Regions from separate parts of the Homo sapiens genome. Here all the other regions are linked to region 1. Evidence: read pairs that join two places in POLR2A ChIA-PET (ENCODE). Cell type or tissue: CD4-positive, alpha-beta T cell. All regions are shown on one strand. Each heading gives the region's core, and the rest is flanking DNA. Links, peaks and the distances in the headings are about the cores only. Region 1 has its middle 32 kb from the start of LINC00892. Region 2 overlaps ARHGEF6 (Rac/Cdc42 guanine nucleotide exchange factor 6). Region 3 overlaps CD40LG (CD40 ligand).

What was found. Peaks named below come from ENCODE experiments on the same cell type or tissue, not always from the same donor. Only the 100,000 strongest peaks of a DNase experiment are listed, where the experiment ranks them.
Region 2: POLR2A ChIA-PET joins it to region 1 with 15 read pairs; 5 of 35 experiments call an interaction of 5 or more read pairs at or near these places.
Region 3: POLR2A ChIA-PET joins it to region 1 with 36 read pairs; 7 of 35 experiments call an interaction of 5 or more read pairs at or near these places.

The regions. Positions count from the first base shown.
Region 1 is chrX:136,602,485-136,613,107 of GRCh38, forward strand. No RefSeq gene overlaps it. Among named protein-coding and RNA genes, the nearest start is that of LINC00892, 32 kb to the right of the region's middle. In CD4-positive, alpha-beta T cell, for the core only: a CTCF peak has its summit at 6,225 (motif pointing right); a DNase peak (open chromatin) is centred at 6,257; H3K4me3 peaks cover 562 bases.
Region 2 is chrX:136,668,755-136,679,377 of GRCh38, forward strand. ARHGEF6 (Rac/Cdc42 guanine nucleotide exchange factor 6) reads right to left here. Exons shown (of 22, transcript NM_004840.3): 17 at 9,182-9,202; 18 at 7,870-7,963; 19 at 6,253-6,342; 20 at 3,266-3,365; 21 at 728-782. Among named protein-coding and RNA genes, the nearest start is that of CD40LG, 26 kb to the left of the region's middle. RefSeq lists an enhancer at 5,393-5,452. In CD4-positive, alpha-beta T cell, for the core only: no CTCF peak of the experiment used is centred there; DNase peaks (open chromatin) are centred at 5,014 and 6,087; H3K27ac peaks cover 4,770 bases.
Region 3 is chrX:136,653,143-136,663,765 of GRCh38, forward strand. CD40LG (CD40 ligand) reads left to right here. Exons shown (of 5, transcript NM_000074.3): 3 at 1,231-1,288; 4 at 3,214-3,276; 5 at 5,897-7,248. The coding sequence ends at 6,273. Among named protein-coding and RNA genes, the nearest start is that of CD40LG, 10 kb to the left of the region's middle. RefSeq lists a silencer at 5,165-5,214. In CD4-positive, alpha-beta T cell, for the core only: no CTCF peak of the experiment used is centred there; DNase peaks (open chromatin) are centred at 5,189 and 6,179; H3K4me3 peaks cover 6,368 bases; H3K27ac peaks cover 6,590 bases.

The sequences.
Region 1 (10,623 bases), core at 1,450-9,449:
AGTGGGTGCAGCGCACCAGCATGGCACATGTATACATATGTAACTAACCTGCACAATGTGCACATGTACCCTAAAACTTAAAGTATAATAAAAAAAAAAAGAATTCTCAAGTTAAGTTTCTGAAAATAAACACTTTTTTTGAAATGGAATAAAAAGATTGCACTGGAAGCAGAGTCATGGAGGAAACAGAAGAAAGCTAACATTCATTGACCATCAGTCATATTACTTGATCTCATTTAAACCATGCAACAATCCCATGAGGTGGGTGGTATTATCCCCATTTAACAGAAGAGAAAACTGAGGCCCGGAGAGGTGAAGTAACTTGTCTGAGAGCACACAGCAAGTCCGTTATCAAACCGAGGCCTATTTGACTCCAAGCTCCATGTTCATTCCAGATCTATCCCTTGTGCTGACACCAAAAATCTGAGTACTCCTGAATATGTCATTTACCTTATTCATGTCTTGTATCTGTTCAGTGGCATTTGGCTGCAAGTAGTAGAGTAACTCGCTAACACCAGTTTACACCATAAATACATCTAATTTTCTCACATAATAAAAAGTTTAGAAAGATGTGGTTACAGGGAAGGGACCACAGGTCAGATCCCCAGTTCTATCTTTCCACTATGCTGCCTTCCATGGGCAGGAGATGTCTCTCTTAGTCTAAAATGTACTTAGCAGCTCCAAGCATCACACTATCACCTGACAACCTCCAAAAATAGGAAGTGAATGTAGGGAAAATACTTTATATATGCCTCTCTCTTTGATCAGAGAGGGAAATCTTTCCCAGAAGTCCCCCAGTGAACTTCCCCTTGTTTCATTGACCCAACCTAGGCCACACAGACACCTATAAATACGGCAAGAGGAATGGGATGACCATGCTTGGCTTGGACCAGTGATGATAATGACTAGGGACACCTTCCTTGAGATCAAGAGCTCTTGCCTAGAAAGCCTGACACAAACAGGGTTCTGCTATCAAGTAGGACATAAAGACAGGAAGGCCAATGAGCAGGCACCGAACAGTGTTTGCCCCAGCCATCCATTTCTCTATCAACAAGTAAACACGTTGCTCTGGGCCACCTCTTAGTGAGATTGAGGAGAAGACTCTAGCTGCAGTTAAAAAACAAAGCAAAGCAAAAGCCTGAGACATATAAATACACATAATCAACACATGCAGTGTTAGCTCAAACTCCCAAATAGCACTCCTTCCCCATCTCTCAAACTACACTTGTCTTTTTGTAAATTCTTTTCTCCATCAAAGCTGTCCTTGACATTCCTTTTAAACTAATGTTTATAGATGGAGGTTCTAGGCATGGGAGGAGATAGATAGGTCCTTGTCCCTCTCTGGTCTCCCTCCTCTGTCCACCTCACCATTGTAACATCTGATCTCAATCACTCTGGATTGATGAAATTATTTTGTCCCATGCTATTCATAGAAAGAAATAAGATACAGGGGAAATGATAGTCTGCTGCAGTAAGATAACAGATTCAGAATATTTTTTTCTATTTCATTTCTAAGATAATTATATTTAACCTCAAATCTATCACAATCAGAAATTTTTCGACCACATTTTGTATTGTGCTAAAAAAAATCAACAGTAGTCATATTTTTTAAAGCAGCTGTCAGATTTAATCTTGTAACAGTTTATTGACTCGAAACACCTTAAATAATGGTTTGGGGATCTGTACTGTAGCAAGAATCTTCATTTCTTATTTTGGATTCAATATTACAACATCAGCCTTCTACCTTAAGGAAATGTAGAAACCGAATGCTTTTCAAAATGTTTCATAACCTTTCTAAAATTGCAGCACTTTATTAAAATGGCATTTAAACTGTTTTTAAAATGTACCTTGGATTCTTGATAACACTATTATTTTGATAACACATTGATTTATTTTCCTATCTGTATAGGAAATGCTGTGGGTTTTTTTCCACAAATTTTTCCAAAAGACTTATGGCAGGCCATCTTTATCTCTCCAGTGCAGTGACTCAATCATCATTTCAACTTTTTCATCTTTTCTTTTAAAATGCTTATTGAATCAGGGAAAAAATTGAGCACCTAACTCTTCTGTACAAGTGGCAACTCCATTTATCTCCTCAAAAAAACAAAAATGAAGTGGAGAAAAAGTAATTATCTTTGGAAGACAATCAGTACTCACTGTTGACTGCCAATCTAGAATACCTCACCTCAACTTGGTCTCAACAGCCTTGGGGGAGGAAAGGCAAAAAGGCACTCAAATTATCAGAACTAATTGCCTCCTATTTGGCCTTGATTTTGCCTTCATTTATGCATTTAGTCATCTGCTCACTCACTAAATGTGCCCCTCTTATGTGCCAGGCACTGACTGTTCAGGCACTAAGGAGATAACAATGCACTAGACAAAGATCTCTGCCCTCAAAGAGCTTATGCACACTGTGTATTGGGAAAAACTGACATCATTCAATGAAAACACAGAGAGTAAAAGCATTAAAAAACTTTAAAGTGATCCCAGAGTGGTTCAACATCCTTAATGGATTGATGAAATCTCTGGGACCTAGAGGACCTAAAGTCATACAGCTGGTCCATGGGGCTGGATACAGAACCTATATCTCCCAAATAATCATTGCTAATGTTTACTAAGTGCACTGTGCTTTACATGTATAGGTTGAACCATACAAAATTGCTGTAATTTGATTGGTTTTCACCTACAGAAATGAGAAATTCAGAAAGTTCAGCCTATTTTTATCACATTAAATGCTCACAATTCTTTAAAGTCAATAATACATTATCTCCAATTGACATGTGGAGAAAATTAGGCAGAGAGAGGTTAAGTGACATATCCATTTGATATGACTGGGTTTTGAACTTGGATCTTTTTGATGCTAGGGCCAGAGCTTTTGGCTCTATACTATGCTGCCTCCTGAGTTAGTGGCTGTTAATTTCCACTGTGCTGTCTCTCACCCCAGGAATCATACAATCAGTGAAACATTTAAAAGCAGAAATCTGAAGAAGAGCAAATGAGTGTCCATATAATGGATTTCATTAGAACAGAGCAAAGCCATTGATTTCATCTTCCAAATGGAAATCTCCAAAAAGAGACTGGTGTTTCTGGTAAGAAGTACATCAAAGGCCTTTGTCCTAGGTGAAGGAGGGGTAATGAGAAATCAAAATCATCATGATGGAAATTTGAACTCCTTCGATGGTCTGGAGCACCACCTTCTTTCTGTTCAGGATTATTTGTTTAGTTTGCTTCATGACAATAGAAAAGCCTCTCCCCTTATGAATCTCAAAGAGAACGCTGAATGACATGAGGGCAACCGTCAAAATCCTTAGGTTTGCTTGGGTTCTGGTGTAGAGGCAAAATTTAGTTGCTTACCAGTAATTTTTTTTTAGAACTAAGCATGTCTAATTGGTTCTTTTCAAATTTACCAATCAGATGAATCACTTTACTTCCCCAGGGGGCCAAAGAAGAGAAGAACTTACTATTAATTCCTGGGGGAAAAAAATGCACTGACAAATATTTCAAATCCATATCATGCCTGTTAACAGACAAGTTATTGGGGTAGGAGTCATGAAGAAATTAGCCAAAGACAAGAAGGCCTTCAGAAGATGTGTTTGTTGTTGATGATTTGTAATTGTTTATTTCATTGAATGAAAAGATTTTTCTTTCTTCGACACAAATCTGTATAGCCTGTCCCCGTTCTGCACACCCTACCCAGCCTGCCCTGTCAAGCAACTAGCAAAACTCAAAAACGAGCCCCAGGCCTCACTCAGATTGACCTGCAGTGTCCCCTGAAGTACAGGCATTATAATGAACATAATGATGGCAGTTAAGGGAAGAGTGTGGCTTGTTCCATTCCTTTTGATTAGACATAAAACAGAAACATATGTTTTTACTACCCTTCTCATCTTTGGCAGTATTTTTCTGTCATATGTTGTATAGGGACAATGTAGCTTCATGAACAACTTTTTCTTACAAAATGTGAGCTTGCAAAACAATGCAAATGTCTATCGATAGAGAAATGGATAAGTAAGTTACAGTGCATCCTTCAACAGATGCGTATACATCCTGTGAAAAGCAGGAAGTAGATCTGTATATATCCACATGGGAAGATCTTTGAAATATGATATTAAGTGAAAAAATGGGACACAGAACAATATGTGTATTACAATCCCATTTGCGTTAAAAAAAAAGGAAAGAAAACTAAAGATACATATATATGAGCAAATAAAGTCTATAAGAAAACACAAGAAGCTATTGATAGGCCAGGTGTGGTGGCTCACGCCAGTAATCCCAACACTTTGGGAGGCCCAGGCGGGCAGATCCCTCGAGCTTAGGAGTTCGAGACCAGTCTGAGCAACATGGCAAAAACCCATCTCTACAAAATACAAAAAAAAAGAAGAAGAAGTATTGACAGTGGGTGTGACTTCTGGGTGGCGTAAGGGGACAGAGGTGTTTTCATTTGGTCCTGTACTGTTTGAGGAGGTGTGTTTGAGGAGGTGTTTTGTTTGTTTGTTGTTTGTTCAGGATTTTGTTTTGTTTTGTTTTGTTTTGTTTTGTTTTGCAATGACTATGATACTTTTGTAAATTTAAAAGACATTTTAAAGAGTTAATGATAAAATCTGTATTTATAATAATATGCAAGTGGAAAAAAGAGAAAGAGAGCTGAAGTGAGCCAGAAATTTGTATTTTTAAGAAGTATCCCAGACAATTCTGATGCAGGTGCTCCAAGAATTATACATATATTTTAAATTTATATTTCACTTAAAACTTTTAACATTTTGACACGTTTCTTCTATCTCTCTGGATACATGTGGTGTGTGTGTGTGTAAATTCTGGAACACTGAAAGGTTGCAGACATTTGTCATTTGTTGACAGAAAGAGTCAAACTCTGTAAAATATTTGAAGAGATTTATTCTGAGCCAAATATGAGTGACCGTGGCCTGTGACACATCCTTCAGGAGGTCCTGAGAACATCTGCCCAGGGTGGTTGGGGAACAGCTTAGTTTTATACATTTTAGAGAGGCATGAGACATCAATCAAATATTTAAGAAATATATTGGTTTGGTCCAGGAAGGTGGGACAACTCAAAGTAGGGCAGGGGGTGGAGGGGGGCGTTCTAGGCTACAGGTGAATCTAAACATTTTCTGGTTGACAATTAATTGGTTGAGTTTGTCTAAAGACCTGGGATTCATAGAAAGGGAATGTTCAGGTTAAGGTAAAGATTGTGGAGACCAAAGTTCTTTTCAAGTCTTATAGTGGCTGCCCTTAGAGACAACAGATGACAAATGTTTCCTGTTCAGATCTTAATCTCTTTTGGATTGGGAGGATCTGGAAGAAAAATATCTAGCTATGTTAATAGAGTTTCTTTACAGATGTAAATTTTCCCCCACAAAGAATGGCTTTGCAGGGCCATTTCAAAATATGGCAAAGAAACTTGTTTCGGGGTAAAATATTTTTATTTTCTTCCTTGTCTCGTAATGTTATGCCAGAGTCAGGTTGGAAAGTCACAATATATAGGGTTAAATAAAACCCATCTGATGAGAATTTATTATTTGTAGGCCATGACTCCCCAGGCCCCTTAGATAGGAATTTGGGTAAGATTAAAAAATCAGAGTTTAGTCCTCATATTTTAACAGCACTTCAACCCTAAATACTTCAGCATGTATCTTCTAAGAACCATAAGCACAATGTCACTATCATACGAAGACATTTAACATCAAATGAGTAATGTTAAAAACAGCCAAAATTCATATTTCTCAAATTGTCTCACAATACCTTCAATAAATTGTTTACTGTGATTTTTTTTTTTTTTTTTTTGAAACTGGGTCTCCCTCTGTCACCCAGGCTGGAGTGCAGTGGCACGACCTCGGCTCACTGCAACTTCCGCCTCCTGGGTTCAAGAGATTCTCCTGCCTCAGCTTCCTGAGTAGCTGGGATTACAGGCACGAGCCACCATATCAGGCTAAATATTTTGAGTGAGTGATTGACTGTATCATATATAGTTATATAAACACATAGAAGAAGATCTGTAACCACACTGAACTAGTCATAGTGGGTACCTCTGGGGAGTGGAATTATGGAAGGAGAACTTTCACTTTTTACTTCATAGGCTTCTCTACTAGCTGAAAGTTTATAGCAAACATATCTCATCTTTGTAATTAGAAAAATACCAAAATAGGGATTATTAAAAGTAAAAGAGCTTGAAAGAGCCAAGAAGCTGCTTAGCAGAACATATCAGGCAGCAGGTGGCAGGATTGCCTCAACTTCTGCTTCCCTCTGCCAGGCTAGGGTGCACCAGAGCCCAAGTACATGCTGGCGTGGCACCGGCAGAATGCCAGGAAGAGTGGTGTGAATATGGGGCAAAGGGCTGCAATTAACATATAGCGCCGTGTGGCCCCTGGCCGTCAGTGGCTGCGGACTTACTTCACATTTGTAAAATCTTCTTTGTGGCTTCCTGCATGCTTTGATTCATGGGATTCTACGGCATTGCCCTGCCTTTGAGAACCCCAAGGAGATTCCTACAGCTAACTTCCGGACAGTCAACCAGGCATTCAAATTTACCAGTGTCAGTTGGCTCTAGAATGACCTCTGCTTCAGGTTGCTAAGAATTTCCCAGGTACTGGCTGAGGAGTTTGGGGTTATTGTTTTGAAGCCTTCATAGGTTCATGACTGTAGTCTGTGTACATCTCTATAAATGCATATTTGAAGAAGAAAAATCTAGAAAAATGTGTTCATTAGACACTTTTCCCTCACCCATTTCCTCAAGGTTCTTCTCATTCTATAACAGCTGCCCTCACCAGAGGCATTTCTAAGCAGGATGGTTTTGTCCTTGCCAACATAAGCCAATGGTTAGATGAACGATACCGTGATATGTAGACGAGGCAGAAGGCAGAAGGGCAAGGCAGTGCTCTTGCTGCCAGCCAAGTCTGACTATCTTTTGTGCCACTCTGCTTCCAGGATCTGCTGCAAAGCTCACCTTGGGTTAAGATTTTGCTGTAAGATCCCCTTCCCTGCCAAAACCTGCCACACTGAGACATGCACACGTGTGCACACACATGTTGATGCACACACACACATCTAGCTCTGGCCAGGAAGTTCATAAGAAGCCTTTGCCCCTCTTTATTTTACCCAGGCACCTCTTCCTTCACCCACTCCATGCTGCCAGCTGGCCTCAGTGCTGCTTGGCCAATGTCCATCATCCTGCTGAACTTCCACTGTTGCAACTTGCCTCCCTCTGCACTCCAAACTCCTGACTCTATACCCATTCTGCATAGGCTTCAGTCAGGGCTCCTTTGGACTCAAGGAACAGAGACCCATTCGAGCTGGTTCAACAACAAGCTGTGGGTGTTGGTGGGGCAGGAAGGTGGGGCATAGGTCATTGTAAGGAGACCAAGATCTCATGGTACTCCCAAGACAGCCACCATAGTGGGACCTGGAACAGGTAGCAAGGCAGCTACAATTTCTGGTTCTCTCTCCAGAGGCCCATGATATTTCTCTTGGTGTCTCTGCTCCTCACAGTATACCTGCTCCATTCTCCTCTTTCTACTGACTGATCTCCTCAGAACTTTTGTCCATACATGGCCCCTCACGGTTGACCGAGCTCCATGTCTGTATTATAGCCTTTCAGTTTCAGTATATTAGTCTTTCAGACTCCCAGACTCTTGGCCTTCCAATACCATACCCCCAAGAGAGAAATCCGATTTCCCAAGCTCCAGACCACAGAGGTTCTACATAGAGCATGAACCTGCCTAAAAGGGGGTCATCATCAGATCAGATGATCACCAATCCTGCTGCAATCAGACAAGACTGGGAGCGGGGGCAGTTTCTATAGACATTTAGCGTCCCAGGAGTGATGAGCAGATCCCCTATGGGTGGGCAGGGAAATTATAATCATCTCTAGTACAGTAGGCCTGGAAACTGGTCTGGTGAAAATCTAGACCCAAGGGCTCTGTCTACCTACCAGTATTTGAAAATCCTGCGTGATATTCATGTGTCCCATCTAGTCTTAGAAACTCCCAGAATTTTCAGCTCCTAAGCCCCATCAGGATGATGCCTTTCCTAGCCCCTGTTCACTGGTCCCCATTGTTTCCATTTAAGTTTCTTTGTTGAAACAATATGCAGTCTATTCATACAATGGAATATTATTCAGTCATAAAAAGGAAAGAAGTACTGATACATGCTACAGCATGGATGAACCTTGAAAATATTATGCTATGCAAAAGCAGCAAGACGTAAAATACCACATACTATATTATTTATTTTATTTATTTATTTATTTGCTTATTTATTTATTTATTTATTTATTTATTTATTGAGATGAAATTTCACTCTGTTACTCAAGCTGGAGTGCAGTGGCACAATCTCAGCTCACTGCAACCTCCACCCTTTAGGTTCAAGCGAGTCTCATGCCTCACCCTCCCAAGTAGCTGGGACTACAGGTGCATGACACTACGCCTGGCTGGCTGGCTAATTTTTGTATTTTGTGTATATATATATATATATATATTAGTAAGGACGGGGTTTCACTATGTTGGCCAGGTTGGTCTTGAACTTCTGACCTCAAGTGATCCACCCACCTCAGCCTCCCAAAGTGCTGAGATTAGAGGCATGAACCACTGTTCCTATACATATGATTTCATTTATATGAAAGTCCAGAATAGAGAAACATAAAGAGACAGGAAGAAGATTAGCAGTTGCTTAAGCTGGGAGGCTTGGCGATAGAATGAGATAGCCAGAGGATACACAGTTTCTTTTGAGGTCATGGAAATTTTCTAAAGTTGGCTGTGGTGATGATTGCACAGATCTGTGTGTATATAAAAATTCACATCTCTCAAAATTTCAGAGGCAGAACTGCAAAAAGACTTTCCTAGGACTACTGAGAAATGTTTAAGTAAAAGAAAAATATTAGACACTCTCTAGCTTCCAATAAGCTTTGCCTGGGCATAAGATAACTCATGAAATAGAAAGAGGTACAAATCCCAGCAAAAGATAGTCAAGCATCGTAGTGAAATTCCATGCCAGAGCTCACGATTCTCCCACACTAGTAGGAAGAATGACAGTGTAAGGGGATATATGCATGGATGATGGCATCAGATTTTGCCAAGGAGTTGGTGGAGCCTAACAGAGCAATTGCTTTTGCCTGCGGGAAGTATCATATTTAGGTCAAAACAGCCAGTGTTAGGCAAGGGGTGGCAGGAAGGGCATAACTATTTTGGAAGGCAGAGCATGGCTCAACTTGTTTTACTGACTGAGTGATTTTCCATGTACAGTGGTCATCCCTTATCTGCAGTTTCGCTTTCCGCGGTTTCCATTACCTGAGGTACAGTACAATAAGATATTCTGAGACAGCCAGACACGGTGGCTCATGCCTGTCATCCCAGCATTTTGGGAGGCTGAGGCGGGTGGATCTCCTGAGGTCAGGAGTTTGAAACTAGCCTGGCCAACATGGTGAAATCCCGTCTCTACTAAAAATACAAAAATTAGCCAGACGTGGTGGCACATGCCTGTAATCCCAGCTACTCGGGAGGCTGAGGCAGGAGAATAGCTGGAACCTGGGAGTCGGAGGTTGTAGTGACCCAAGATCGTGCCACTGCACTCCAGCCTGGGTGACAAAGCGAGACACCGTCAAAAAAAAAAAACAACAAGCAAACAAAAAAAGATATTCTGAGAGAGAAAGATCACATTCATATAACTTTTATTACAGTATATTGTTATAATTGTTCTATTCTCTTGTTAGTTATTGTTGTTAGTCTCTTACTATGCCTAATTTATAAATTAAACTTTATCATAGGTATGTATATATAGAAAAAAACATAGTGTATATGGTACTGTCTGCAGATTCAGGCATCCACCAGGAGTCTTGGAACGTATCCCCCATGGATAAGGCGGAGGGACACTACTGCAACAGCAGCATCTGTAGAGCTTCATTCAGGATAGCTATTATCTCATAGCATTTATAAAGGTAAGCAGAGCAGTGTTTCTACAACTAATAGCATAAAAGAAAAACAGGGAAAAGACCTGTACAGAGGGGGTGTGTCATGCAAGAAAAAAAAACTAGAGGGCAAACTTTTTCAAGAGTGACTCCCAGAAAGCCTTATTTATTTATGAGATGGAGACTCGCTCTGTCGCCCAAGCTGGAGTGCAGTGACACAATCTCGACTCACTGCAACTTCCGCCTACCAGGTTCAAGCAATTATCCTGCCTCAGCCTCCCAAGTAGCTGAGATTACAGGCGCCCACCACCATGCCTGGCTAATTTTTGTATTTTTAGTAGTGACGGGGGTTTCACCATGTTGGTCAGGCTGGTCTCAAACGCCTGACCACAGGTGATCTGCCTGCCTCGGCCTCCGAAAGTGCTAGGATTACAGGCATGAGCCCCAGCGCCTGGCAAGCCTAATTTATATTACTCAGCTCTCAGTTTAAAAGTTCGGCATGTCTGTTAGGAGTTTTCGAATTTATTCAGCCATTAAATACTTTAAAATTATAATCTATTGCGAACACACCAGCAGGTACCCATGGATAGCACATGCAGATAGCAGAAAGCAAAACATAGTTTTCACAATTAGTTGTTGCTTACAAATATGACCAGGATGTGATTCATATGCTGATTTAGTCTTTATTACAGAATTGTGTGTGTGTGTGT
Region 2 (10,623 bases), core at 1,472-9,471, 66 kb after region 1:
TCTCAACACCCCAAACTTCTCCTCCTCCTGTGATTACTGATCTCCATGAAGGGGCACCACCATATGCAACCAGACACCCTGGGAAGAAGCTTCATCTTTAATCCCTGGCTCTTTCTTAATCTCAAAATCATATTATCCTCGTCCATAGGTTCAAACTCTGCAGTATGCCATCCTTTACATTCGTTTCCTCCTCCCCAGCCTCATTACCCTGCCTCAGTTCAGGACTCTGACAGGTTTCACCCTGAGTTTTGTAAGAACCTCCTAAGTGGTCTTCTAGTCCCTGGTCTCTCTCCCCTCGCATCCATCCTTCACTCTGTCACCAGATACAGTCAGTCCTCACACACAAGGCACAGTGTGCATCACGGAGCACTAGGCCACATCGGCAGAAAAGCCCACAAACCATGATGAATGGTTCTCTTTACACTTACACACTCATGAATGACTAGTCTTTTCTTAAAGTCTGTTTATGGATGTCAGAGAACAGGAAAGTTGTAACTAACTTTGGGACTCTATTGTGAACTACTACATAGAAATACAAGCAAGCCTCGGAAATTTAAATTCAAGGCTTACATGATAAAATCAACAAAACCTACCTTGATGACACAAGGAAAACAAAAATCCCCCCTCGCTACCTTGCTCCTAGGCCTTCCCTGAAAGCATGAGCAGCGTGAGGCAAGAAAAAGAGAATGGTTCTATTACCCGAGAAAATGATTTTATATTTTATTACCTGCTTCAGTTCTCTGACCTCGTCCTTCAAGGCGTAAACAGTATCAACAAGGCTCCTAGAAAATAAAGATAAAATTCAGAGACAAATGGCTTGCACTGAGGTACTGTTAAAATACTTAACAATAAAAGCCACTTTATAAAAATACAGATCCTGAAAAACAGTGGACTTTCTAGCTGATTGGGAATGGTACTGCTCTAAATGGTTTCCATCTTCTTGACTTTGATGGAAGAACAACCACCACCACACATGCTTAGCTAAATGCAATGTCATTACACCTTTTCTATACTTCCCTCCTCCTTTTCTACTCACTTCCCAGCTTGGGTGAACAAAACACAAGAGACTAGGGCCCGTCACTAAGTTTTTCTTTTTCTAGCTTTGTTGAGGGATAATTGACAAAGCTGTACAATGTGATGTCTTGATATATGTATACATTGTGAAGTGGTTACCATAATCAAGCTAATTAACATATCCATCTCCTCACATAGTTACCTTTTGTATGTGTGTGGTGGAAATCTACACTCTTAGCAAACTTCAAGTATACTCCATTGTAAACTATGCAGTCTTCCCTCCCTCGGTATCCATGGGGTATTGGTTCAAGGACCCCCATGGATACCAAAATCCACAGATGCTCAAGTCCTTAACATAAAATGGCATAGTATTTGCATATAACCAATGCACATCTTCCCATACACTTTAAATCATATCTAGATTACTTATCATACCTAATACAATGTAAATGCTATGCAAATATTTGTTATACCATATTTCTTAGGAAAAAACAATATGGTATAACAGTGCATACATATATCAAGACATCACATTGTACACCTTTGTCAATTATCCCTCAACAAAGGCGGAAAAAGAAAAACTTTACTAGGTATGAAAAAAATCTGTACATGTTCAATACAGATGCAACCATCCATTTTTTTCTGAATATCTTTTTGATCTGGGGTTGGTTGAATCCACAGATGCAGAGCCCACGCATGCAGAGGGCCAACTGTAGTCAACATGCTGTACATTAGTTCTCCAGAACTTATTCATCCTGCATACCTGAGATTTGGTACCCTTTGACCAACATCTCCCCATTTCCCCTTTCCCCTCAGTCCCTAGAAACTACCATTCTGCTCTCTGTTTTTAGGAGTTCGACGTTTTCAATTCCCGTCATAAGGTTTTGATTTCTCTAGCTTTGGGGCAGGAATGAACATCACCTATCATATAATGAGAGGTATCACAAGATTGCCTAGTCTACAGTATCTGTGCTATGACATTGCCCTTCCCAGTTCTCTGACTGCACATGACACAAAGTCAGAGGCATTCTTTCTGGAATATCTCAACCATACAGTACCCAAAAAAGTAATTTTTTGGTAATTACTGGGTTGCAGAACAGCCTTTTCCTCTCTGGGTCTCTCCCTGGACAAAGATTTTGGAGATCTAAGTTTTGGTTCTGATCCTGCCACTTACTAGTCCTCTGTTCTCTGGGAACCAGTTTCCTTCTCATCCTCTCTTGGTCTTAGTTTCTTTACATGTAAAATGGGGATAATAGCACATTTTCTGAAAACCTCACAAAGTTGTAAAAATGAATATCGTTATAATAAGAATTAACTAACATTATTTATTGAGCTAGCCTTTATACTTATTTCACTTAACCTCACAACAACTCTGAAAGCATTACCGTCATCCTTATTTTACAGATGAGGAAACTGAGGCACAGAGAGGTGAAGCAACTTGCCCCAGGTCACACAGCTAATGAGTAGCAGAAGTGGGAGTTGAACCACACTGTTTTTTGCTTGAGCCCAAGTACTTAACCATTTTGCTGTATCACTTCACACATCAGATGTAAAATGCATTGACAATGCCAAGCACCTTGAAATATGCTGTCCTATGCAAATTTAGGCCTGACTTCAGAAATGACTCAAGTTTAGACAAATGAATTATTTGGCTACTTTGTGTTAATTTTATGAGCCAGAAGGTACTTAACCTGATTTTCCCCCATTAGGTCACCCACACTACTGTGTAAAGGTAAGTCAGAGACATAATTTCCCTGAACTTCCTGTACCTCAGTTTCTTTATCTGTGAAAGTGGTGAGAGTAATGTTTATCTAACCGGATTGCTGTAGGATTTTAAATGATGTCAAAAATGTGAAAGCACAGCTTCTGACTCAAAACATGTGAGTGGCATCTCTCCGGGCAAGGAAATTGGTTCTGTGGCTGGAATTCCCAGCCACTTCCTAAACCCATCCAGGGCATTGATATTCCCATGTGCTCAGAAGCAGCTTACTGGATGGGGAGCTGGCTGCAGGGGCAGCTGCCAGCTGGAGCTGCCTTGGAGGGCTCTGTCACCGCTGCTTTTCCTTCCTCTTTCCATTTGTTAGTGGGCAGCCCTCTAAAGTCTCCCAAATGCATGCACAGCAAAGCAGGCCGCATTCCCAGGTAAGGAGGAGTTGTCCCTCATCATAGACTCTCCAGGAGCTCCCCGTCCTACCAGACCTTCTTGCCAGCCCCAAGAGAAACTAGGCAAGGTTTTGCCTGCTCTACTCACTTTTCTTCCATGATGGTCTGGCCGTTGCTTCTGGTTTCTTCAATGATGAGTTTCTCTTCCTCAGGGAGTAGGACTTGTGGAATGGAATCTTTTCGAGTACCTACAAACAAGGGTTGCAAGATGGGGGAGGAGGGAGAGTTACTAGTGAAGAGTAGAAATAGTGGGTGTTAGTTCTTTTCCACTATTGTTACAGAAGGGTCTTTGTTCATAGCATGTTGCTACATTACACCCAGAGGACAGTCACCCATCATTTGCTGACTAAATTTTCCTGACATGAGAAATTCTAAATGGCCAAATACACTGATTCAATCTTCCCGAGGTGGGAAGCATTTTGTATTCAGAAAAATAATGCAAAAGAGCCCCTGTAATACCTGTCCACAACCAAGACCTCCATTCTTTCCTGTTTTGCCTCCTCCAGAGCAAAGAGCTGACCAGTGATCACTCTTCCCTGCAAATCTCCAAGGAAGGACACACTACATCCTATGCTACAGTGTTTTGTCATTGTAGTAAAAGGTTGACAGTAGCACTGCACTGAAACACAATGTGCTTAAAGGGCCTCAGAAGCATCATCACCCCCATTTGTTCTCTTTACAGTCTTATAGGGTAAGGTAGGTATGTCTCCTAAGACCATTTTCATCAAGGGTGGAGTGAGGTTTGGAGATTATCACATCATCAGCAAAGATGTAGGTGTCCTCTGCCCAGAATGTCTCCAGGCTCTGGGACAGAAGAGGTGACAGAACAGGCATGGGGGCCCAACCAAACAGCTCTCCTGCACCTCCCTCACTCTGGATCCTCCCTCTCAGAGCTCAAGTGCTTAATCTTGGGTCTCCCTGAGCCACTGGCTTCCTCTCTTCTAGGCCAAGTTCCTTCAGAGGTGTGCACACTCACTGCCTTCACTTGACCACCTCCCCTTTCTTGAGGTAAGATGTGTCTCTGCCTTCTCCAGGGCCTAGCACTTTGTAGGTGCTTAATACAGGTGGCCCCCCATATCCACATGTTTCACATCTGTGGATTCAACCAACCGTGCATTGAAAATGTTCAGAAAAAACAAAAAACAATACAAATTTAAAACCCAATGCAGTATAACAACTATTTACACAGCATTTACATTTATGAGGTATGATAAGCAATCTAGAGATGATTTAAAGTATATGGGAAGATATATGGAGGTGATAAGCAAATGCTCCACCATTTTACATCAGGGACTTGAGCATCGTCAGATTTTGTTATCTCTGGGGGTCCTGGAGCCAATCCCCTGCAGATACCAAGGGACGAATATAAGTGGAAAGCAAACTGACTGAATGACTGGCTGAATGCAGTAAGAGCCGAGGGCAGTCAGTTCTAGAGAAACAGGGCTTCTGGTTAGAGAGGGATAGAGGATAGAAGGTCACCACGATGCTAAATGATCTGCTGTGTGACAAGCACAGTGCCAGACATCTTCCACATGTAAAAGGTTGGGTAGGGAGCAAGGGTGAAGACGTGTCTTTTTAAGCCAGAATATCTGGCTGCACTTCCCAGCTGCAGACCCATCCACTCTGTCAAATATAAAAATAGGTGGTGCGGGAGGAGATGAGGTCAGATTTTGTAGAAGGGATGCTTCTGGTATCTCTTTGTCCCCCTCTCTTCTCTAGTTCTCAAAACTAAAGCTGCCCTCACTTTCCTCTCCTGGCTCCTTGAAACATGTTATCAGAGCTATGCATGCCCAAAGCCACAGCCAGGTTTTCTCTGTGAAGCAGAGTGCGACAGTCCTCTCTTCATGGCCAAATGCGTCAACTTTCACATTGAATCATTGAATGCTTTCTTTCTCTCTCTCTTTCTCTCTCTCTCTCTCCCCCCACCTCTCGTTCTCTTGTATTTATTTATTTTTGATGGTGTCTCACTCTGTCACCCAGGCTGGAGTGCAGTGGTGCAATCTTGGCTCACTGCAACCTCCACCTCCCGGGTTCAAGAGATTCTCCTGCCTCAGCCTCCCAAGTAGCTGGGACTACAGGTGTGCGCCATCACACCCGGCTAACTTTTGTGTTTTTAGTAGAGACAGGGTTTTCCCATATTGCCCAGGCTGGTCTTGAACTCCTGGCCTCAAGGGATCTGCCTGCTTTGGCCTCCCAAAGTGCTGGATTACAGGCGTGAGCCATCATGCCCAGTAGAATGCTTCTTTTATGTCAGCCTTAGAGATGCATTACTTTGAAAGAATATGTCAAGGCACCTAAGAAATCCCCTCCCACATTCAAATGATTGGTCACTGGATGTCCAAAATGGAGTACTATGGAGTATTCATTTCTTATGCAGGTGCAAAAACTTCACAAAAGGTATTCTGAATGTCTATAATAATGGGAGACAAAAGACATAATCGAAGTGACCTGTCTTTTTAAAAGCATAAAGATGAATCAGAAAATATTATCTTGCTTTCAGTTTGTAACCTGAAAGTTGTTTGGGGAAATACCCTAACCTAATAACTCCCTGATCAACTTTATACATTTTGGACAACCTCTGCTAAGCAGCTACCTTTCCAGATTTTCAGAGCAACTTTGAAACTTGAGTTTGGTGAAGCATTGTTCGTTTAAATATGCAGCTGATCAAAGATAGTATTTTGACTTCCTTTCCAAATCTGCCTATAAGAAGAGATTAGCATCAGTTCACAGACACAGGAACTCTCTAGGCCCTTTAATTCCTAACTAGTGTTGGTGAAGGTATCTGTGTACTTCAAAGGAGAACAACTTTAAAAAAAAATTTTCACTTCTATCACCTCCAACTCTTTTACTCTTGCATCTCTCTTTCTGGGTGAAAAACAACAGTGGGTAAACAAACCGCTTGGTAGCTAAAACCACCTTATCTGAAAGATGCAGTCCTGCACCACTCCTCTGCACCAAGTCACCTGCTTTCCACACCCTGCAACCCATCCGGGTTGCTTTTCTCTTTTTCTAAAAGACACTAAACAGTAAGGAAGAAACGTCACTCACTAGAGAAAGTAGTTTGGGGGAACCTACTTGAGCCATGGCCTTGTTGAAAATTTGCGCTGGTGCAGTAGGCTTCGATCACTTTAAGGATTTGAGCATCCTCTTCCAGAGCAGCTGTACCTGTGAAATTTAATTCATCATGACTTTTCATAGATATATGCTTTTGGACCCTCAAAATGATGCAGCACACTCCACTGCCTGGGACTGGCTTCTCTGACCAGTAGAGTTTGTGAAAGGCAGGAGAAAGAGCTGTCCAACGCTGGTGATGGAGAAGAGTGACAGCATCCTCATGGAGCTTTGGAGTCAGCCTCAGTGAGCTCAGCTTAGTGGAGGGCCTACTCCTGAAGCCCAGAGCTCTACACTGGGACCGGGGTGGGGGGGGCGGTGTTTTGTCAGTGGTCTCAGTGAGGCCAAAATCACAGCACTGAGCTTGTTGCTAGCTTAGCTCCCATCAATATACCCCAGCCTTCCTCTCCTTTAAATTTCAAGGCTCACCTTTAGGAAGCTTTCCCTCATTAACCCCACTCAATTTTCTTTTCTTTTCTTTTCTTTTTTTTGAGACGGAGTCTTACACTCTTGCCCAGGCTGGAGTGCAGTGGCGCGATCTCGGCTCACTGCAAGCTCCGCCTCCCGGGTTCACGCCATTCTCCTGCCTCAGCCTCCCGAGTTGTTGGGACTACAGGCACCCGCCACCACACCCGGCTAATTTTTTTTGTATTTTTTTTAGTAGAGACGAGGTTTCACCATGTTAGCCAGGATGGTCTCGATCTCCTGACCTTGTGATCTGCCCGCCTCAGCCTCCCAAAGTGCTGGGATTACAGGCATGAGCCACCGTGCCCGGCCAACCCCACCCAATTTTCTAACCAGTCAGCATAGTCACTCATTTTCCCTTCTCCCTTCTCCTCTACTCCAAACTCATTCTTGCAATGGCTGGATGGCAGCACCCTGTGAACACGCCAGTGTGCATAACCAGGTGTGGGGTGGGGGGTGGGGCATGCCAAAGCTGAAGTGGAGCAAATATTTATCCAAACTATATTCCCAGCTGATACACACAATTCTGTCACCTCTTTGTGAGACATCACTTACTCCTTCACATGTGTCCCAAAGTACCTTGTGTCCCAAAGTACCTTGTTCACAGCCTTATAGCCAAATATGTCCATATCGACTGGCTGACTGACTTTGCAGTCTGTCTCCAAATGAAACTATGTTTCTAGATGTGGGCAGGCTGATTCCCTGAGTAACTGAGAGCATCACTGAGCATGGGACTTCTGGAAGGACTTCAGCCTTCGGGTCTATTTAGTCTATCTCCCTGCAGAAAAATATCTCAAGTATCAGAAACTAAGAGGGAAAAAATGTATCCATAGGAAATGGGTCCCTTTAGAGGTTCTAAACCAGGTGAGGCAAAATACTCAACACAAAAATGATACAGATGACATCTGCCTAAGATGACATGAAGTGCAGCCGTAAGAAGCTTATTCAAATGTTTAAGAAGTGACCAAAGCTTTCCATGCATTCTTCTTTATATGTAAAAGACGATGTCAAGAAAAAATTGCTCCAATCATCTGCTTTCAAATAAATCCTCACATAAAAGAAGATTCTCATGTTAATTTATCCATAAACAACTTTCAGAAAGTACAAAACACATACTTTTCCTAATCACATATTCCTCCTCCGATGGTTTTCTCTCAGTCTTCCTTTTATGAAGAAATTTCTTCATCGTTTTAGGGCTTTTACTAGACTCCTGTGAGGACAGAGGTTTCTTAATGAATTAAAATTCTCCCTCAAAAACAAAAGTAAAAGCATGAATGAAACTAAGTAGAATTCCTCTCTCTTATTTTGACAGTCTCAGTTAGGAGTACATCAATGTTTAATTCTATGCACAATTAAAATGGTTCCAATAAACTCTAAAAGGTTAAATAAAACAGAGGCAATGACATTATCCTCTCAACTTGCACAGAGGTGGGACTAAGAGTGGAGTGTGCCTACTGAAGATGTGGCAGATTCTCCAGGAGGCCAAATGGCTTTAGGGAACCATCTGCAGAGAAAGTAAGGGATGTCAACCCTAAAAACGTAACAGTATTCCTAATTTGGTTTACGTTCCCCACTGATACAGTTTTAGGGGAACTAAATAACCACTGTAACCACTAATGTAGTAATGATCACTTTTCAAAGAGCTTCAAAGCTATTTAAATAATTCTGCCTTAGAAACAGTCCCACAAATAAGAATATAATTTCCATTTGTGAGACAGAAAAATTAAGGCAGAGAGACTAAGCCATTTTTCCGCAGTCAAAGAGAAGAACCAAATGAAGGATTTCCTAAAAAATAATTTTGGGTTAGAAGTAACACACCCACAGCCAAACTTAACTATCCATATATAAAGCCATGTATTTAACTAGTAGACAAAATAAATGTATTGAATTTGTTTTTGCCATATGAGTAACCAGCAGGTCAAAAAAATACTCATTGTCAATATCCTTAATCCTTAATCCAATAATCTGTAAACAGATTACAACCTTAGACTTAGGAAAAAACTCTCATGATCACCTAATCCCAATTTTCCAAGAAATGTGTATACATGGAGCATGGATATTAATTATTAATAGTACCTTAAAAATATAGGAAACAAATCATTTAATTTATTTCACTTAGCCACAGTACTTACACTTGAAAACAAGACAGATATGAAAAACTCTCACATGACAAAAATAACAGGAAAAAACAGAATTTAAAAAAAAACACAGGAAAATGGGCATTTTAGGGCATTATGACATTTTTATATGTATTTCACACAAGCCTGCTTTTTGAACAAAGTACTTACATGTCAAAATTGCATCTTCATATTTTAGCCACCAATTATAACAAGGGACAAAACAAGCATAAGGGAAAGCTTCATTCATCAAAGGTTACAGTACAGCATTATGATGTCACTGTAAGCCAAAGATATTGTACTACCCTTACCTTTAAGATATAAGACATCCTCTAAAATGAATATGTAAAGAAAGAGAAGATGAGCGTGAGAGGTCGATGGTTATAATGACCAAATCCACTTATCAATAATTCTAAAACAACATTTGAAATGTTAGTGTTATCATAAATTACACAGAGGGAATATAATCACATTTCCCACATTAGTTTCAGATGCAATATTATCATGCAAAAGCCCGAGGAATACAGTTCTGTGCAGAATAACAAATGCTGAAAACAACTGAAATACATACTATCTAGTAGGAATATATTAATAACTCTCTTCCCCCAGCAGAAACAAAGTGATCATGCCTTAGTTTTAATAGATTAGTTTTGTGAAGGATTAAGTCAACTTTACTCTTCAAAGCTCACCCTTAATTTGAACTTAGTAACTGATAATTACAAAATATCCATCATTAAAAAGGGGGCCTAGGTAACTATCAAGTGGCACTCCTGGTTTACATAATCAAAGAAGAAAATTGGATGATTGCAAGAATTGCACGTAAATTTCCAAAGCAAATCTGTGGGACTGCTTCCTGACCAAATTCTAAATAGAGTTATATAACAAAGATTCAGTTCGAGGGTTGTTTGTCCTATCATGTCAAGTTGAAAGGATCAAAAAATCCTCCAGTGTCCAAATATTGTCCTATTTTTACTGCACTTAGAGTTGGTAGCAACAATTAATCGAAACAAAAGCATGGTGGTTTCAATCAAAACACTCAAAATTGAGCTAAGTCTGCATCACTCATCAAAACACACGTTTGATATAGAAATATAAGCCACCTTTGCCCCATAATTCTAAGACTCATCTCATAACTGTCACAAACTTAATCTTCACTCAACAAGACCAATTTAAAGAACAGTTACTAATAAATGAGCATCATTTCTGAAATCTGAAATGATTTGAGACAGGTTAGGGATAAAGCCACTGTTTGGATGGAAAAGTAATACTCCACACAGTTACAGAAGCTAGTGAGTGACACTTCCTGACTGCAACTTTGAGAGAAAAAAAAAATACACAAAACCTTTAAATCCCCACACTACCCAAATATCAAATGGCCTTTAAGGTTGTCTCTGAGAAGCCTCTTTTTAAAAGACACTGCTTTCATCAAATTCTTTTCTCATTCCAATTGCAGCAAATATCACTTTTATAGTTTGGACTCATAGCTTGGTCCCATAACACTTTACTAATTTGGTTCAAATTGATCAAAATGATCCCAAATGCTGAATTAAGTCTGCTTCATTGGCAACTCAACTACAATGAAGTGGCTCTTGTTTGAGATTTGTGTACATTATTAACAAATCTAAAGGATTATCATAATAATCATTAAGGTAAACCAGAGGCACTTCAGGAGGAGACTGGGAACACTCAGGCAGTGCACATAGATCCTGTAGATATTCAGTACATATTTGCAGATGGACAATGGGAAATGGAA
Region 3 (10,623 bases), core at 792-8,791, 50 kb after region 1:
CATTTGTTTACTTGTGATCTCACAAACATTTTCCTGTCACCACATCTTCATAGTGCCGCGCTTCAGCTCAAATGGAAAGTTGAAGCTCTGGGGCCCATGTGAGTGTTCTGAGGCTCAGGTTCCCCTGGAGGCTCTATGAACTACGCCCTTAAATCTGGCAACTGAGCTGGGCCTACAGCCAGCACTCAACAGTGACAGCACAAATTCCTTCTGGAGGAGGAAATAAAAGGAAGGGTCCTATAGACAACTGATTCCAGGAGTGGGAAGGAGCACAGGACTTTGATTATCATAAGATGTGAAAATACTACTGTCTTCTTCCCTTGTGTGCAGAGGATAGACAGATGGAATTAGCTAAGCCCAGCCTATGAATGCCATCTCACAGTTTCCACTCTTGGTTTAAACCTCAGCTTCTTTGGGTGACCTCATAATGACCAGTTAAGCCCTCCAGGCCTTTTGTTCAGTCTCTTTAAAATGGCAGCAACAGCCTTTATCATCTTCCAACCTGTGTTGATGGAAGTTCCTGTTAGCTTCTTTAAATACCTCTAGACTTCCTTCAGTTTATAAGTGAAAAGAAACCTTTTAAGAAGTGTCGCACTTGCCTTTGAACATCAACACCATTGGGAGATGGCCTGTGTTTCCGAAATGCTGATTATTCTAAGTAAATACAGTGCAACTATCAATAAGAGAATCTCTTCAGCCCATTGAAAGGGATAGCAAAATTAAAAATGTCTGAGGGTCTTTTCATAGTCTGGCATTTCTCCCCAAGGTCAAACTTACTATTATCTTTTCCTACAGGATTTCAGACCAAATTTATTCTAATAGATACACACCATGCTTTATGTTTAATAATATTCCATATACCAGTTCCCAGGGTAGAATCATCTCCCCATTCGGCATTATTTGTCAATATCTGTCAAAGCCAAGGAGGTTGAGGTCATAGGAAGGGTCAGGATCACAGCCTCTGGTCTGGAGAGAGCACTGGAATGGAGATAATAAGGCCTGGATTTTACTTCCAGATTCTCCCCTGGGCTTTCTGGGTTGTTGGCTCATCTGTCAGATCCATGGACTCCCAATTGGCATGATGGAATTAATGACAGGATCTGAGTCTATATGATAATCCTCACCAGAAACAGACAACAGAGTAATGACAGATGCAAAACGAATGATAATTTTAAAACCCCACAGCAGAGCCCCTGTCAAAATGACCTCTTGCAATGCTTCTTATTTTAGGATATAATGTTAAACAAAGAGGAGACGAAGAAAGAAAACAGCTTTGAAATGCAAAAAGGTAGGTTTGCTATTTGCTAATTTCTATGAATGCCTAAAAACTAAAAGGAAGCTTTAGGCTGATCATATTGAACAACCCAGTGTTGTTGCATCAGGGAACTTTTAGCCCTGGAAATAAAACAGGAACACAATTGTCAAATTGACACCTTCTCTGGTCCCTGTGATTTGGAAAGACTTTGTACATATATATTTATGAAAAAAGGATGTGTTCCTTTAATGCCGATGATACCAAATCTGAAGAAATCCCATTATGTTCAATACCTTAATAGAAGCAACCATACAGCCTGATACCACCTACAGTGGAATAAGAAGACAGGAAAGTCATCATTTGGTAACAGTGGCATTCATCACTCATTGATAACAGTTTTTCATGGGGCACAGTGGCCGGTGGAGCCTCTGGGATCAAGGAGTGACAATGTCACAGTGTTCTATTATTTGCCCGGTTCTTAAAGTGAGAGCATCCTGAACATCTCAGGGTTGGAAGAGAACTTGAGAGTTCTCAAATCCAGCACCATCCCCACAACAAAAATCTCCTTCACAATAACACTGACCGTCCAGCCTCTGATCAAACATGTCGAGGGATGAGGCACCTTCCACCTCATAAGGCAGCCTGATCCGTCTTTGAATGGCTCTAATAATACCAAGATTACTATACTACTCCAGAGAAGTCTTTCCTCCTCAAGTCAAACTTTGTTCCTATAATCTCCACTCATTGGTCCCAGTTCTGCTCTTTGAGGCCCTAGTAAACAAAGTATAATTGCTCTCCTACCCAGCAGCTGTCCAGATATGGAAGACAGCAATCATGGTGGCCAAGCCTTGACTGAGCTTTTTCTTCTCCAGGCTAAAGATCCCTGATGTCTTCCACTGTTTCTCCTATGACCCTTTCCAGGACCTTTCTTCTGCCACTCACCTCCTTTTCTTGGACACACTAACGTTTTCCTGTTCTTTTAGAATGTGGCATCGCAAACCAATACAATAATGCGTGAAGTGACTTCAGCAGCAGATTATGGGAAAGACGGGGTGTTGTTAGAGAGAATTTTATATCACAAAGTTGGTGAACATGATGTTATGGCTTCTGCAAATTTAATACACACAAAAACATACATACATACAGGGATAGAGATACTATTTTCTGAGGCAAAGAGAGTACTCAGACCTTGCCTTAACTGTTGTTCTGGATACTAAATGGTCATCCGACTTCCATGAAGGTTTTATCTTCAGAATGACTGCAAGATATGTTGAGTAATAGTACCACGCTGTCTGTTAATTACAGAGAAATCTGAGGAAACAGTTTATGTAGATGCTGCCTAGAAGTCTTCAGGGAAATGATAATATTAACCAAACTGGTCATTTAGGTCATGCAATTTAACTCAACATTTATAGGGCACTTACAAAGTGCCCAATATCAGGCTCATAACTGGACAAAAAGAAACTTCCACACAGTCTCTGCCCTTAGAAGATTGACACATCTCATTAGGGAGCAGGGCTTTAACACAAGAAATAATTAAAGACAGATACAATAGTTCAGCCAGTTGCTTGACCAATTCAGAAACCATAAGAATCTTACTAAGTGTGCAGACTTTGGAGCCCACTAAAATCCCCAGTGTATGGAGTTGTTCCTAAAAGCAAGATTCACGGTATGTTTAATGAAGACCAGTGTTTTTAGCCTGTGTCAATCTATGCAAAATGGAATCGAGTATTGATCAACTGTTAGGAGAATGAGACCGATGGAAACAGCCAATTCAATTACTCAGATATTAGAAACCAACTTTTCCTTCAGTGGGAGAGATGTCAGACCATTTTATCTTTCCTTTTATATAATCTATTTTTGCACAGTCTCTATTACACAGTTGTAGAACTGGACCAGATAGTTTTGTGGGCAGTTTTTGCATTATTTTAGCCTGACAGTTTTTGGTTCCATTTCAGGTGATCAGAATCCTCAAATTGCGGCACATGTCATAAGTGAGGCCAGCAGTAAAACAACATCTGGTAAGTCACACAGCATCTGAGCGGTAGCCACCCAAGGGGAAAGGCTGGGATGCCGAAGTCATGTTACCTAATGGTTAAACTCCTCTTTTCCCCTGGGACCCAATTTACAAACCTACCCCTACACTTCTCCTATTCCCTTCTTTGTCTTCAAAGTGAGTTCAAATGCACAGATGGGACTTAGAGGGACAAAAGGAGGTGGAATGCAATCTGGATGTTCTCATTATGTTCTTGCTCAATGGCTGATTCTAAATGATGAATTACTGGGTGGAGGGACCATTGTTCTGACAACATAGAAGAAATGGCATGTAGTGACCTCCTGACTGGGAGCATCCCTCCTCCTAACCCATCTTCACTGTGTGGAAATGGGCCTCATGGGGTATTTCCTGCCATCTGTCAATCCCTGTATGATTAAGCTCAGCCTCACTGAGGCCAACCTCAGGGAAAGTAAAGGTAAAATCATTCTGTAAAGATCAATAGGTCCCAAGACGTTACATTTTCCAATGAAGTAACAACAGACGACATATTGTGATCTTTTCAACTCTGAACGATTTTATTTCCATATACGTTCTGCCACCATTCTAGCCTTTAGATATTTTTTCCCAAATGTGCATCTTGCGATAACTGGTGCCAAAGAATATGTCGTATCTGATAAATGGATGGAAACATGCACGCTAACATAAAGTCTCCCATCAACATAAAGGCAAGAGCGTCAGAGGAGTCTTTGAAAAATTCTACAGAGTGCTCCGGAATGGAGTTCTAAGCAGTGCATGTGTGTGTGCATATGTGTATGTGTGTGACAGGGAGAGAAAGAGAGATGGACAGAGAGAGAAAAAAGACACTGCTTCATCTCTGAAGTGGCTTGGGCTTCTCAGTAGGCGTAACACATGGACAGTTATCATTATCATGGATCATGGTACCAAAGTAAGAGCACTGAATAGGGAGTTTTTGAACACTGGGATTCAAGGACCATGACCACTGCTTGCTGGGTGACCTTGAGCAAGACCCTTTACCTATGCAGCAGTTTTCTACTTCACCTACTTTACAGGGTGGCTTTGAGCATCAAATCAGCTAATGTGGCCGAAAGTGATGCTGTCGAGTGCTGTACAACCGTAAGGTGACACTACTTAGTTTACTTCACCATGGCTTAGATGTCAAAAGGGTGACATAAAGCCCCTCACTAATACCAGTTAGTTACACAATATTTAATAATTTTGTCAAGTACCCCTTCTCTCTTCTGGATCAGATGACAACAACAGAGAAATCTCCTAGAAGAATAGCTTCCCACTGGTCTTTTTTTGCCTGTATCTAAACCCTTGATCTTGGATATATTTCATAGAGCTCAGATTCTCCCAAAAGGCTTGTAATGGATATCAGTCCTACAATATCTTACAGTCTGCATCACAATAGGTTTCCAGGGGATCAGATGGGAAGACAGTAACATTCCACCCCCACCCCAGTCCCAAACCTCTTCTTCCTACCTAGCCATGCTGCTAAAATCTTGCCCTACATCCCACAGCAAGTACTAAAATTAGGTAAGGACGTACCAAAGTAAACTTACTGAACTAAAAGATTGAGAACCTGCCCTTTTTTTCTCAATAAAATGGTTCAAAAGGGCAAACATTCTAATGAAGCATTGTTTCTGGAGTGGTCTGGAGGGCCCGGATCTGTCAGGCATTTCAGGATGCCTCCCTATTAGTAAAGGGCGAGTCTTACCAGGTGGGATCTTGTGCCCTGATAGACCTAAGACTATCGAATAGGAATTATTTTTTAAAAAGCTCAAGGAAGCAAACACATCAGTACTTTCACTTTTCCTCAACCCTCACCCCCATCAGTCAGTCTAGCTTTCTGTGGGAGCTGAGATTTCAAGTCGGGTGCACACACTACTTTGAACCCACTCAACATCTCAGCCGAGAAAATGGCACACTGTTGGTGGGTACTCTGGCTTAGCCACAAGAATACTGGTACTTTCAAGTTGGTGGCGCCCACTACAATGGGAGATCAAAACATACCGTGAAATGAGCACACAGTTTATTTTCATACTTCCTTGCCTAATTTTAGTCCTTGCTGGGGGAGGCAGATCAGGTTTGCAACAGCATGATCAGGTAGGAAGAAATGGGGTCTTTTCTCTGTGCTGAGGCTGAGCTAGGTAGACTGACAACTCTCTGACTTTGTAAAATTCAAGGCAAGCAAGGTATTCATGGTAATATTAGCAAAAATTTGGTCCGAGTAATTTGGTATGTATAATTTATGATGTCAAATTTTGAAATCATTTGTGCCTTCTTAAGTTCAAGGCAAATTGGCTATAAGAACTCTAACGAGAGAAAGAAACTCACTGTGATCTCTTACTTTATTTAATCTTCACAAGTCTCTGAAATATGCTCCAATATGAGCCCCGTGTTGCAGATGAGGAACTGAAGCTCATGGAGATTTAGAGACTTGCCCAAGCTTAAATAGAGCCTAGATTGGAACATGGCTCTGTCTGACTCTGAAGCCCATGGAAGGGGCCTTGAGAATCCATCCCTATACAAAGCCAATATCCAACATTAAACTATATTTTTTGTCAGAATGTGAACCATGCTCTGCTTCACCTCACCACAAACTTTCCCTTTCTTTGTAACAGTGTTACAGTGGGCTGAAAAAGGATACTACACCATGAGCAACAACTTGGTAACCCTGGAAAATGGGAAACAGCTGACCGTTAAAAGACAAGGACTCTATTATATCTATGCCCAAGTCACCTTCTGTTCCAATCGGGAAGCTTCGAGTCAAGCTCCATTTATAGCCAGCCTCTGCCTAAAGTCCCCCGGTAGATTCGAGAGAATCTTACTCAGAGCTGCAAATACCCACAGTTCCGCCAAACCTTGCGGGCAACAATCCATTCACTTGGGAGGAGTATTTGAATTGCAACCAGGTGCTTCGGTGTTTGTCAATGTGACTGATCCAAGCCAAGTGAGCCATGGCACTGGCTTCACGTCCTTTGGCTTACTCAAACTCTGAACAGTGTCACCTTGCAGGCTGTGGTGGAGCTGACGCTGGGAGTCTTCATAATACAGCACAGCGGTTAAGCCCACCCCCTGTTAACTGCCTATTTATAACCCTAGGATCCTCCTTATGGAGAACTATTTATTATACACTCCAAGGCATGTAGAACTGTAATAAGTGAATTACAGGTCACATGAAACCAAAACGGGCCCTGCTCCATAAGAGCTTATATATCTGAAGCAGCAACCCCACTGATGCAGACATCCAGAGAGTCCTATGAAAAGACAAGGCCATTATGCACAGGTTGAATTCTGAGTAAACAGCAGATAACTTGCCAAGTTCAGTTTTGTTTCTTTGCGTGCAGTGTCTTTCCATGGATAATGCATTTGATTTATCAGTGAAGATGCAGAAGGGAAATGGGGAGCCTCAGCTCACATTCAGTTATGGTTGACTCTGGGTTCCTATGGCCTTGTTGGAGGGGGCCAGGCTCTAGAACGTCTAACACAGTGGAGAACCGAAACCCCCCCCCCCCCCCCGCCACCCTCTCGGACAGTTATTCATTCTCTTTCAATCTCTCTCTCTCCATCTCTCTCTTTCAGTCTCTCTCTCTCAACCTCTTTCTTCCAATCTCTCTTTCTCAATCTCTCTGTTTCCCTTTGTCAGTCTCTTCCCTCCCCCAGTCTCTCTTCTCAATCCCCCTTTCTAACACACACACACACACACACACACACACACACACACACACACACACACACACAGAGTCAGGCCGTTGCTAGTCAGTTCTCTTCTTTCCACCCTGTCCCTATCTCTACCACTATAGATGAGGGTGAGGAGTAGGGAGTGCAGCCCTGAGCCTGCCCACTCCTCATTACGAAATGACTGTATTTAAAGGAAATCTATTGTATCTACCTGCAGTCTCCATTGTTTCCAGAGTGAACTTGTAATTATCTTGTTATTTATTTTTTGAATAATAAAGACCTCTTAACATTATCGTTGTTGTTTGAGTACCTAAAGCTCCCAGCCAGGTTGGGGAAAGAGGAAGCATTTGGAGGGAATTTTCCCAACCTTTGTGATGTTTTCATAAACTTTGTTCTCAAGCTACTTACATTATAAAATATCTTGGTGGCAGCACACTTTCTGGAAGTCTGTGACAGCCTTTGATCGATGATGTGCTAGCCTATTCAGTGAAAAGCAATCTAGGTCTTTATTTCCAGCTTCTTCTGAAAAAGTTGCAGGAGATTGAAAGAACTTTTTTTTATTAATCACAGCCAAGTGAGGCTGGAGAGGGTCCTTAAATAAGGAGCAGTGGCATAGCTTATTAATAGCTGTCTAGGTGGTTCCACTTAGGCAAGAGGAAATGGAGCTGAGAAAACCTGAGGGGAAGTATTGGCCCCCCAGTCTTCCACTGAAGTCAATGGAGCCATTTCTTGTCACCTCCAACAGAGGAATTTTTCATGTAAGAAACCCAGAGTGGTGTGTTCATCTTTACCGGGTAAGTCCTACATGCTCACTGTTGGTTATCTCCCTGGGCTCATGGTTTTAACTTAGCAGCATCTTCAAGCCACTAATGCCATGCCTTTTGTTCTCAACTGTCTCCTAGAATTTGCCTGCATCTCCAAAGGGTGGGCCTAGTTCCTCAAACCCAGTACATTCCAACCGAACTCTTAACTTTTCCCCCCACACAATGGGATCTGTGTTCAATGTTTCCCAGTCCAATGAATGGTGTCTTTATCTACCCAGTTTTTCAAGTCAGAAACCTGGCTTGACTTCACTCTCATCACCCCCATGTTCAATCCCTCCAGCCTATGCTCATCAACCCTATCTCTTAAGTAGTCCTTAATCTACTTCTTTCTATCTCTACTATTTCTATCCTAGTCCCAACTGTCACCATCTCTCTTCTGGAATAGTACAACAGCCTCCTAGATTCCCTGCCTCCACTCTTGCTCCCTTCCATCAATTCTCCATGCACAGCCAGTCCCCTGCTTCTTATGAACCTTGGAATAAAGACCAAAATAATCAATTTCATCTCCTGCTGCCACCTCTCTCGGTCTCTTAAGTTCTAGCCCTCAGTTCCTCTAAGCAAGGTTACAAATGCTTTCCTACCTTAGGGCCCTGGAATGCTGTTTTCTCTTCTTGCAAGACCCATTTCTCTCCCTCACTGCACCCTGCACTTAGCAAGTGCTTCACAGCACTTATCATGGTTGAAGTTTTCCCTACTATGCTGTGAGCTTCTTGAGGACCAAGACCTTGTCCCATTCACCATGATAACTTCAGCGTCTACCACAGGACCTAGCATTGAATTGGCCCTTTATTTGGTGCATGAAGGAATAAATGAATGAATAAATACAGCTGCTTATAACTCAATAGCCCAGAAAATAATTCTGTGTGTTGGCTGAGGCAAAAATTTGCTACACTGAAAGGATCCTCATTAGGTCAAAAATATCTGGATGATAAAAATGCACTCATGGAGTAAAAAATGACTGAGAATTATGCTGTAGCTAAAAACAGATAATATGTTTTTATTATACATTTCATGATAATTTGCAAAATAATATATGTTTGTTCCAAACTTCAATTGAACATTTTCAGCATTTTCCTATAAATGAAAAAGACTCGAGTACATTTCTGATGTACCTGTAATAGTCTGATCATAAATTATCTAACTTAGTTCCATTTTTATAATCATGTCACTTCTGCCTTCTATCTAAGGGGGAGGGTGGGAATGTTTGAAATACCAAATAATTATTTCTAGATAAAGAGAAAATAAACAAGGATAAAATATTACTGCCTCTGTTATTTGATGGTTAGCAAATGACCACAAAACGCAAACAGTGTGCTCTAGCAAGCTGTCAGAACAGGGGTGCCCCCACTTAAACGGAAATGACATGTAAACTTTTGGGCTTCAGGAGAGAATACATTCTGTGCTACATTCAACTATTTTCACAGGGCCCAATGCCACTGTGTTGGGAACTGCACTGCTTTAGACTTTTAAAGTAGTCTGAAGTACTTTGAGACACAGAAACATGGAACTAAGTATGATTTTTATGTTATTTTTCTCTGTGAATCACATCCCCACTAAAACAAAACAAAACCAGAAATGCTCATTGTAGTGTAGTAGTTAAATCTCGAGTCAGACAGATACAGTCTTAATCTAGGCTCCACTATTAACCAGCTTTATAAGTACAGGCAAGTCATTTCACCTCCTCTAGTCCTCTGTGTCTTCATCTGTAAAGTGGGAATAAAAAGAAGACATGCTGGGCCAGGCATGGTGGCTCACGCCTGTAATCCCAGCAGTTTGGGAGGCTGAGGCAGGTGGATCACTTGAGGTCAGGAGTTCGAGACTAGCCTGGCCAACACAGCAAAACGCTGTCTCTACTAAAAACACAAAAATTAGCCCAGCATGGTGGTGTGTGCCTGTAATCTCAGCTACGTGGGAGGCTAAGGCAGCAGAATCACTTGTACCCAGGAGGGGGAGGTTGCAGTAAGCCAAGATGGTGCCTGTGCACTCCAGCCTGGGCGACAGAAGCAAGACTGCATCTCAAAAAAAAAAAAAAAAAGTTTATAAAGATTCAGTGAGATTGTCCACAGAAAGTCCCCAGCAGAATCTGCTCTCTGGAGAAGATCATCATGTAAGAAGCACTAAGGTGGGTCTCTACATGGTCCCCAGCACACCTGTCTGCATTCAGTGGTGCAAGTGGACAGGGTGCCATCTTAAATGGTTGAAACTTCTGAGACCAAGGAGAATGCCTGGCAACCCAGGTACACATGAGAGCCTATGCTCATGTACTAGACCAAAGACCACACCCAATGTGAAGCAAAGTGAAACCAAAAAAAAGAAAGAAAGAAAAAGCAAACATTACAGTAGACCTGTGGATAGCAAAGACCCTTTTTTTATGGTATAGTTTTATTGTCAAAAACTGCTAAGCGCTGGGGGCTTGGAGTTGCCAAATTTTTCAGTAGGTTTGAGAAGATTACATATATATATATTATATATATATATTATATATATTATATATATATTATATATATTATATATATATATTATATATATTATATATTATATATATATATTATATATGTTATATATATATATATATATATTTAGATGGAGTCTTACTCTGTTGCCAGGCTGGACTGGAGTGCAATGGCATGATCTCGGCTCACTGCAACCTCTGCCTCCCAGGTTCAAGCGATTCCCCTGCCTCAGCCTCCCGAGTAGCTGGGGCTGCAGGTGCATGCCACCACGCCCAGTTAATTTTTTTTTTTTTTTGTATTTTAGGAGAGATGGGGTTTCACCATGTTGGCCAGAATGGCCTCGATCTCCTGACCTTGTAATCCGCCCGCCTCAGCCTCCCAAAGTGCTGG